Linked DNA regions of Homo sapiens: region 1 is linked to region 2. A link is a loop called in an ENCODE intact Hi-C map of the cell type or tissue named here. Cell type or tissue: A673. All regions are shown on one strand.

Evidence for each region. Hi-C counts contacts between places; a loop is a spot of excess contacts. Peaks named below come from ENCODE experiments on the same cell type or tissue, not always from the same donor. Only the 100,000 strongest peaks of a DNase experiment are listed, where the experiment ranks them.
Region 1: it touches region 2 in a loop (2.5-fold over the local background); 1 of 110 quality-filtered maps calls a loop at or near these places.

The regions. Positions count from the first base shown.
Region 1 is chrX:29,240,247-29,245,246 of GRCh38, reverse strand. The region is part of intron 2 of IL1RAPL1 (interleukin 1 receptor accessory protein like 1); the gene reads right to left. Among named protein-coding and RNA genes, the nearest start is that of MIR4666B, 330 kb to the left of the region's middle. In A673, no CTCF peak of the experiment used is centred here; a DNase peak (open chromatin) is centred at 2,196.
Region 2 is chrX:29,881,921-29,886,920 of GRCh38, reverse strand. The region is part of intron 6 of IL1RAPL1 (interleukin 1 receptor accessory protein like 1); the gene reads right to left. Among named protein-coding and RNA genes, the nearest start is that of MIR4666B, 310 kb to the right of the region's middle. In A673, no CTCF peak of the experiment used is centred here; no DNase peak of the experiment used is centred here.

The sequences.
Region 1 (5,000 bases), 640 kb after region 2:
CATGCACATGTATGTTTATTGCAGCACTGTACACAATAGCAAAGACTTGGAACCAGCCCAAATGCCCATCAATGATAGACCAGATAAAGAAAATGTGGCACACATACACCATGGAATACTATGCAGCCATAAGAAAGGATGAGATCATGTCCTTCGCAGGGACATGGATGAAACTGGAAACCATCATTTTCAGCAAACTAACACAGGAACAGAAAACCAAACACCGCATGTTCTCACTCATAAGTGGGAGGTGAAGTATAAGAACACATGGACACAGGGAGGGGAACATCACACACCAGGGCCTGTCGGGGGGTGGGGGGCTAGGGGAGAGATAGCATTAAGAGAAATACCTAACATAGATGACGGGTGGATGGGTGCAGCAAACCTGCACGTTCTGCACATGTATCCCAGACTTAGAGTATGATTAAAAAAAAAGGACTGAAAAAAAAGATGAAAGTTCTAGTGGTTTGAGGAACCTCAGTAATTGGAATACTCAGGTAACTAATTTGCCATGGAGTCTGCTTAGTGAAATTTTATTGCTTGCATACATGCAGTGAATAAAACACATATTCCTCAAGACATATATTGTAGATACAATTGCGTATCAAATGCAAAAATAATCATCATTTAACAGTTTTGCAAATATGTTTATTTGCTGACTGTTAAACCTTGACTTCTGAAATGTTATGCCAGTTTTGATATGGGATGGAAAATGAGAAGCTTAATATTTAAAAGGCATAACATAAAATTTTTAAATCATTTCTGAGGTGAGCCGAATGCTCTGAATAGAGTAATTCTCCCATCAAAATGCTATTAACATTTAAGGAGAATCTATTCAATGAATTTAAAAATGCCAAGAACGAATACCTTTTCTTTTTCCAAATAGTTACTTTGTTCAAGTGCTTTGAGACTCAAGTTTTAAGGATCTAAAAGGCTCTGTGGAAAACTGTTTTCTAATTTATTTCTCTTTCTGTGTCAAAGATTCACCAGACAGATCCCTGAGATGTCATATTTCAGCGCAAAGTCACTCTTGCGTGGGTTTCTATGGCAGCCATTGCAAAAATTTTAATGCAGCTATCAACTTTCTGTTCCAGTGTTGACTGCATGCATCAGTGTCAGGAAGACTGTATTTGTCTTGACAAGTCTGCATCTGAATATAATACATATACAGTTGTACCCCTAAGCTGTAAGTCACCTTAACACTAGAAACAAATAGATAACAGGGACACACATGGAATTACACAATGTTTACATGTGTGGGGGAGAGGGAAAAGGAGGGGAGGAAAGCAGAGGAAGTAGAGCACAAGAGAAGAGGGGAGGGAAACTCTTTCACAATTCAAGACCCTTTAGAGGTAGAGATGCAATCCTTCTCTTCCTATGAGTGTCACTCAAAAGGCATAAAGAGCTGAAATTATATCATTATTTGGTGAAACCCCTGGTGAAACTCAGTACAGTCCCTAAATGAGTGACTGAATTAAGGAAGGCTCCAGATCCTAGGTAGAGTGGATCTTCAGAGGTAGATGAGAGAAAAGATGTTAGAAAAATGAGAGATAAAATAGAAAAGCAGCAGGAAAGAGAAAAAGTAATCATTACTTTTGAAGTTAGAATCACAAGTTTAGAAAGTTGTGTAGCTTCGTTTCCATTCATTCCATCTGTTCTAAGAATGTAGGTGTTGGTTAAGGTATGGGAAAGTTGGTCCCGCCACAGGAGAACAAGAGAAAGTGATTTGAGAGGATGACATTTCTTATTCTCACAGGTCCCAGAGAGAGGGTGACAGTATGCCATGCAGGGCCACAACACGGCACAACCCATGAGTGCTTGACCTAATAGGTGATGAGCAGAGAGAGCATGAGGACTTGTGATTGGTGCCAGTGAATTTCACCGGGCAATTTGAAAGCAAACCAAGCAAGGTGGGTGGCTGCGGAGCCAGATGCCAGCGGTTGGGTTTATTTTCAAGGGGTTTCAGCTGGTTTTGAATGTGGACTCAAAATTAGGACAATGAGAAGGATGTTGAAGCATCAAAGCATGAACGCAAAATGAAGGGTTCTTAACATATTCCAAATACGCTTTGCAATACTCTGCTCTTAAATTTCACTGGTGGGCAAAGCCTAAACAGAAAGACTGGAGATGAACTCCAGGATTTCTCCTCTTTACCATATATGGGGAGATAATAAACCCCCCGGGGAACATGTAAGATCTGTGCAAAAAGAAGCCACAATGGATTCTGGCCATGCATTCAGCAATAAGCCTCCCAGCTGGGCCTGGAGAGGGGCCTCACGTGTTCTTTTGATAGGATTGGGTTTTCTAATTTAAAGCAGAGTAGTTGAAATAAAATGAGGTTGTTATTCACACAGACCTAGATTTGAATACCAACTCTGTCACTTCCTTTGTAAGTATGGGTAAGTTGCTTACCTATTCACGTCTGTTTCATCATTTCTAAAATGGAAAAATATGACTTGGCTTAATGACTGGGGTGAAAATTATGAGATAATATATGCAAGGTGCCTAGCAAAAAGGCTGGCCCATATTAAATACGTACTATCTAAGAACTGTTGTTATTAATGCTATTCGTTATACTTTGAATTATACCATTTTATCACGCATACTAGCATTATCAATTACATTATCCTTGGTAGCCTTTATAACACCTGGTAAATCCCTGTACATATAATAGATGCTTAATCACTACATGTTGAATGAATGAGCCTCAAGTTATAAAATGTTATATATCTAAAGATCCATACAATTAAGTGGCTCATCTCATATGACTGTAATCATAATTGAGGTCCAACCTGGTAGTTTGATTTTTCTTGTAGCATTTAAGTTCAGAGGCATTATAGCACAATTGGGAACACTGGATTTACAGCCAAAGTGTCTAAGTTCAAATGTCATCTTTAAATGGGGCATGGGCGCCCCTCCTGTAAAGTAGGAGTGTACGTAGAATTATTTCACAGAATTCTTGGGATGATTAGATGAGTTAATAAAACTATATTGAGTAAAACACCTACAAGACTGTTTAGCACATACAAAGCATCAATTAAGTACTATTATTAAAATTAGTGACTGATGTTAATATTGTCAACAGTTAACAGAAAAAAATCCTTTTTCATACTGTATGTAATCATATGCAATTCAAGTAGGAACAGTTGAACCTTGCTTGTGGGAAAGAGTAAATACAGCCTCAGCTCTGACTCTGTAACTAACCGGCTTCTTGACCTTGAGTGAATCATGAAGACTCTCTGTTTGCAGGTCTGCATCAGTTAAATGTGGGTGTTGGGTAGACTGTGTCTCTGGGCCATCTTGTCCCTACTGCAATAGCATTCTCTGACTTTTACTGCACCTTGTGGGATCGTTTATCTTCCCCTGGGAGTGCAGTTTCAGTTCTACAAAAGCAGTTGGGGAAAAAAAATGTTATATAGAGAACTACACTTTGCTGTCAATTTTCTAGTATCAAGTCTATTCCATATACAATAAGGCAGAACTATAGTAAAACATCCTGATGCTATTTCTTTTTAAGGCCCCTTCATATTTACCATTTCCATTGGAATTGAACTCAGAAAACAGTAAAGTAGCAAGGAGATGTGCATAAAAGCCCTTTTTAGCTCTCAGCGATTGAGTAAGCTTTCTGTTTCCAACAATTGTGGTAGCAAGATTTTTGTCATATCACATCTCCCTGCTGTATTTCCTTTTTTTTGCTCACATCCCCTCTTTTTTCCAGGAGCCACCACAGATGATGTTAGGCATGTGGTGGCCATGTAAAACTGGGATTATAACATCACAGAAGCTGTGCATGATCCAGGACTTCAGCGATAATTCCTCTTAAACTCATTTTTAAATGAGAGAAATGAGGCAAAAAGCTATCCTTTAACTTGTTTAAAAGGATGCAATAATTAGAGACAGAGCCAGGACCAGAAACCAAGTTTCTGGTATCCCAACTCACCATTTTTATCACTGTATCATGGTGCCTTTGTGTGAAGAACTGCTTACTCAGTTCAGCCCGAAAGGGAGTTACCAAAATCCATTTCTTTCATTCACTATATAGTATATTTGCCTTAAGAACATGGTCCTGTATTGTATGACTCTATTAGTTTCAGTTTGCAGAGGAATCATCCAAACTATTGCAACTCTTAACCCCAAAATGTAAAATGTTCCTGTACTGCACATAAAGTTTCACGGACACTATAAATTCTGGATGAGAGCGATCGAGAGCTTGCTCATAATCCCTGAAATTTTGGAATTTAGAATTGACCTGAAGAAAATAGTACCATTTGACAGAATATTTAAAAAATAATTGTTTTCTTCACTTGTCAAGGAAACATTAGCAATGGTTAGTGGCTCACAGGAAAATGTTTGGAGACGTTAGCAATTTTTTGCCTTTACTCTTTTTAAAATCTGGAGTATCATTCTGGAATGTGCTTCATGTATTAGTGTCACAAACCATTACTTTTGGTTGAGAAAAATTCCATGATCTTATCATCAAATTCCATAAATCATATATGCAGTTGGAAAAAAAGCAGTTGGACAAAAACAATTGTTTTTACAAACAATTTGTAGGCCTCAAATGGATTCAAAGTACACAGTATATAATCAGGTTGATTTCCTTTCATTTTACAGGTAAAAACCTACTGCCAAAGTTGAAAATTAAGATGTCCATAATCTAAAATAGTGATGCTTGCTTCCATGTGCAAACCTAGGTATAAATATATTTATAAGGCCGGGCGAGGTGGCTCACGCCTGTAATCCCAGCACTTTGGGAGGCCGAGAAGGGCGGATCACCTGAGGCCAGGAGTTCAAGACCAGCCTGGCCAACATGATGAAACCCCGTCTCTACTAAAAATACAAAAATTAGCCGGGTGAGGTGGCGTGCGCCTATAATCCCAGCTACTAGGGAGGCTGAGGCAGGAAAATCGCTTGAACCTGGGAGACAGAGGTTGCAGTGAGCGGAGATCATGCCGCTGCACTCCAGCCTGGACGACTGAGTGAGACTCTGCCTCAAAAAA
Region 2 (5,000 bases):
GTAAATCATCAAAACAAGGGTATAAAAACAGCTTTAGTAAGAAGTTCATAAAAATTTTATTTCATGGTTTATATTTTGTATGATAGGCTTCTGCAACACAATTACTTTAGGAACTATAATTTTCAAATTAACCCTGATGTCTAGGTCCTATTAGAGCTACTCCGTATTGCATTTAACTCTTGCTCTTATTTCTATCTAAATTGTATTCTGTGAATGGTAATTATGAAAAATTACTATAGTCATCTGAGTCAGGAGTTGTCATCTACATCTATTTTATCTTTTTCAAAGCCTTTAACATATTCAATTGTCATTAAGTTATTAGCGGTGACTCCGCAATCATTATTCCTAAAGATTTTCAATGATCTAATATGAAATTCTGAATGAGTATCAATAATAGCTTTTCCTCACTTGATTATAATTCAATGCCTAAGGGGAACTTCTACTTTTCCCCAAAGTTACTACTGATTTTTGCCCTCTACTCATCTTTATTAAGTGAAACTTGATATGATCAAAACCTCTGGAGTGAAATAGAGGGGCAAAACATATGCACAAAGCAAGAGGTTCTATAAGCCACAGATGAAAAGGAATAAGTTATTGCTTATTGCTTACTTCTAGTAAGCATGCATAGCTAAAAATTTATGGTGCTTAAAGAAGAAATAACAACATCCAAAGATTTGGAGAAAAATGTAAAACGCTTGCTTTTGGTACCAATGAATCAAATGGTTTTGAAACACTGAGTTAAATCTACGACTGACCTTAACTGTTTTGGACATTTTCTTAGCTAAATCATGAGGATGCAATTGCTTTACATGCTTAATTTTCCATGTGCAAATTTTATTTAGAACTCTGTGGCAATGACTGGAACTATTACTTCTCTAAAATATTACTTCTGTAATATAGGAAGCCACCATCCTTCTTGTATCATGCAAAATCAATCTTTTAAAATGTTAATAAGAATAATTTAAAACAAATGTTACTTGTAAAAAATCTCCTTCAAATTAAACATCTTTAATAAACCATTCAGTTTTGCACTATATTGTGACTGCTTGAATTTTCATAGTTATAATTTAATTTTCTTCAATGATTACATATGCGTTTTTTTGAGACAGGGTCTTGCTCTGTCACCTAGGCTGGAGTGCAGTGGTGAACTCATAGTTCCCTGCATCCTCGAACACCTGGGCTCAAGTGAACCTCCCGCCTCAGCTTCCCGAGTAGCTCGGACTACGGGTGCATGCCACCACACTCAGCTGATTTTTTTATTTTTTCATTTTTTGTAGAGACAGGGTCTCACTATGTTGTCCATGCTGGTCTTGAAGTCCTGGCCTCAAGAGATTCTCCTGCCTCAGCCTCCTAAAGTTCTGGGATTACAGGCATGAGCCACCATGCCCGTCTGATTGTATATGCTTTTAATAGTTCTGATGTTCACTGAGTTACTTCTATGTGCCAGGCACTACTCTCAGTGCTTGGGATGTACGAAAGAACAAAGCAAAACTTTCCGCCCCCATGGGACTTGCATCCTAATGTGGTGGGCAAATGATAAGGGGTAGACAGACAGACAAAAGTTAGATAATCTGTTCAAAGGTGATAAGATATATGGGGAAAGGAGAAAAGGTAGACCTCAGAAATGCTGGCAGTAGAATAGGTTTGCAATTTTAAATAGAAATCGAAATAGGACTCACTGAAATGGTGACATTTGAGAAAAAACTTGGAGGTGAGGGAGTTAGCCAGGAGGATGTGTTATTGCAGGCATTCATTGCAGGCAGTGAGTACAAAGGTCTAAGAAGGAAGTGTGCTTGGCATGTCAGAAGAACAGCAAGAAGGCCAGTGGGGCTGTTGTGGCATAAGAAAGTCAGAGAGGAGGAGACATGCTAAGACGGGGGGATGAAGAATTCACCCAGATTGGGCCTTGTAGATCATTGTAAGGACTGTTGCTGACAATGTAAAACAGAGAGCTTTGGAGCAACAAACTGTGGTAAGTGCCTTATACCAGGTTGATAAGAGTTGGAGAAGTGATAAGTGGTTAGATGCTGGATAAATTTCAAGTGAGAGGCATGAAAATTTCCTGACAGATTGGATGTAAAGAGTGAGAGAATAAAAAGTCAAGGATTATTTCTAAGATTCTGGCCTCAGCAACTGACAACTGGAGTTACCGTCCCTGAGACAGAGAAGGCTGTGGGTGGTGCAGGTCCGCAGGAAAAGATCAGGAACTCGATTTTGAACATATGGAGTTTGGAGTGTCTATTCCAGCAGAGACGGATAGACAGTTAGGTATGCAAGATTTGAGAAATGTCAGGGCAGAGTATATACATTAAGGAGGCACTGGCATATAGATAGGATGAGCTCATCAGTGGAATGAGAGTAGGGAGAGTAGAGAAGATGACCAAGGATTAAGCCCTGGGGCACTGCAATATTAGGAGACTAGGGGGAAGAGGACTAACCAGCAAAAAAGAGTGAGAGGGAGTGACCAGAATGGTGGGAGGGAAACTAAGAGAATGTGGTGTCCTGGGAGCCATGGGAAGATGAGTATCATGGAGAAATGGTGTGTACTTTGTCCAGTGCAGCTCTCGGGGCAAGTAAGATGAGGATGGCACATTAACTATTAAATTGAACACCATGGTGGTCACTGGAAATCACATATTATACGCTACCTATTGTGTATTACATGATACATGTTATACATCACATATTCCATGGAGAAAATAAGGTGAAAGGGAATAAAAATAGGGTTTGTCTCGAATGAATAGAATGAACTGGAATTAGGTATTAAATGGGTAGACTACTACTCTCGTCAATCATGAGATCAGGTATCATTTTTAGTATCCTTGAGCATTTTTGAGAAATGTGTGTCTACCAAATTCCTGCAGTTAGGTGAGTGGCTAATAATATTTCTGAAAAGCAGAGGTGACAACTGAGGAAAGAAAGGGATGGTTATCAACCAAGCTCTCAACCCTGTGAGCCATCTTGTTTATTTAAATAAAGACAGAACAATCTCATCATAGTTGCAGAGTACAATGCGATTGAGTTCACAATGCAGTATTTAATTAGAAAATGTTAATTAAGTTTCCTTAATTCAATCTCACGTCAAAGAAAAGTCTTTGCACACAAGCCAGTTCTTAAAACTCAATCATAAAACATGAAGCCTGATGCAGGTCATACCCTGTGTTGCTGCATTATGGCAGAAAATTTATTCTAATTAATTTTGAATTCATAAAAGGCTGGAAAATCTTTTTCCCATTGACAAATAGAGACTCAAGCTGCTCTGTTCCAATCTTAAATGTAACCTTAAGGGAACTTGTCGTAAAGTCACCTGGCACTGGAAATCCGTAAGATTCCTTCATGGATACATGGAAAACGAAGGGGGCAGATATGAATGCAATCTTAAATTACGTCAGAACAGAAAAGGATGCAGAGCAAGTTCACTACACTAATTTGTATGTTTTTTTATAATGGTCTAATGTACTTCTCTCTCTGTGTTAAAAATGTAATAAAATTCTCTCTTGGATCTGGACTTCATATATCAAGTTTCTGCCTGCAGCTAATTTTTATGACTGAATTGCAGGCCCCTGAAAGCAGCATTTAGGCTGAAAATGCTGACAGCTCCATAGCTGGAGTGGTGCTAATGATAAGAACATGAACATAAGGTTGTGCTCGGTGGTCAATGGATTTCCCAATCCTAATAGGATGAACATTATCAAACACGGAATATAATCAGCTTCATTATATCAGGAAGTCAAGGAACAGGAATATAATGTTACAGGAACAGCACATTAGGCTTCTACCAGTTGTATATGTTTAGCAAAATCTAGGAAGGAAATTATAGTGAAAGGATAACTACTTTGAAGAATGAATAAATGTGTGACCCTACGTTACTGAAGATTTCATTAAGTCACTTTTGTTTCATTTTTATAGCATCGTTCATCTATTTAGTTGATAAGAAGGTACTGCAAACTATTTACTGATTATTATGTCCCTCTCACCAGATCACCAGATGCTACTGCAGAATTTCTCACAAACAAATCTTCAAACCATGGTAGTTTCCTTTAGGATATAGTAATTTTAGTTTCTGGAGAAATACAGTATGGCCTGTATGATTGTGACATATTCTTGAATAATGGCATACGTTGAAATGTATGCCACAGAACTAATAACATTTAATTTACATTAATTAAAATTAATGTTTAGAACTGTGTTAAGCATTAATATAGACCAGAGGTTTGCCAACTAGGGCCAGTGGGCTAAATCAGTCTTCCTGCCTGTTTTTGTAAATAAAGTTTTATTGAAACACAGCCATGCCCACTTGTTTATGTATTGTATAGGTCCACCTTTATACTATAAAGGCACAGTTGAGTAGTTGTGAAAGACACTATATTATATGGCCTGTAAAACCTAAAATATTTGCTGTCTGGTCTGTTACAGAAAATGACTGTTGACATTTGATGTAGATTATTCTCTTCACAACCCTGGATGTCAGTACTAGTATTATTCCAGTTTATGGAAGATGAGGAATTGAAACTGAGAGCAATTAAATAATTTATCCAGGATTATAAGCTGGATAGTAGCCAACCCAAAATTTGAATCCAGGACTAGTACCCGAACTTATACTATTAACTACTATACAAAATGCCTCCTGATAATATCTGAAGCTCGTCATGTTAGCAGCAGTAATGTGAGTGTCATAGTGCAGAGAAAACTTGTGTTTAGAAAAATGGGATGACCCTGGATATACTTGGCAACATTTTATTTCTCAACTTCAAATAAAGGTGGTGAATACAGGAAGGCTGTTTCTTGGTGAGAATTTTCAGCTGCTTAGAGAAAATAAATTGAGTCCACCTGTCATTAATGCTATATAATTGAAATAATCTACCATCAGTTCTACTATACACACACACATACACACATACATTTGATATATCAGTAGAGCACATGTAACTTTTGCAAGGGTTTCCCTCTATAGAACCAATTGTCTCTTACAATGTAGTTTCCAAAGATTTCAGAGCTTG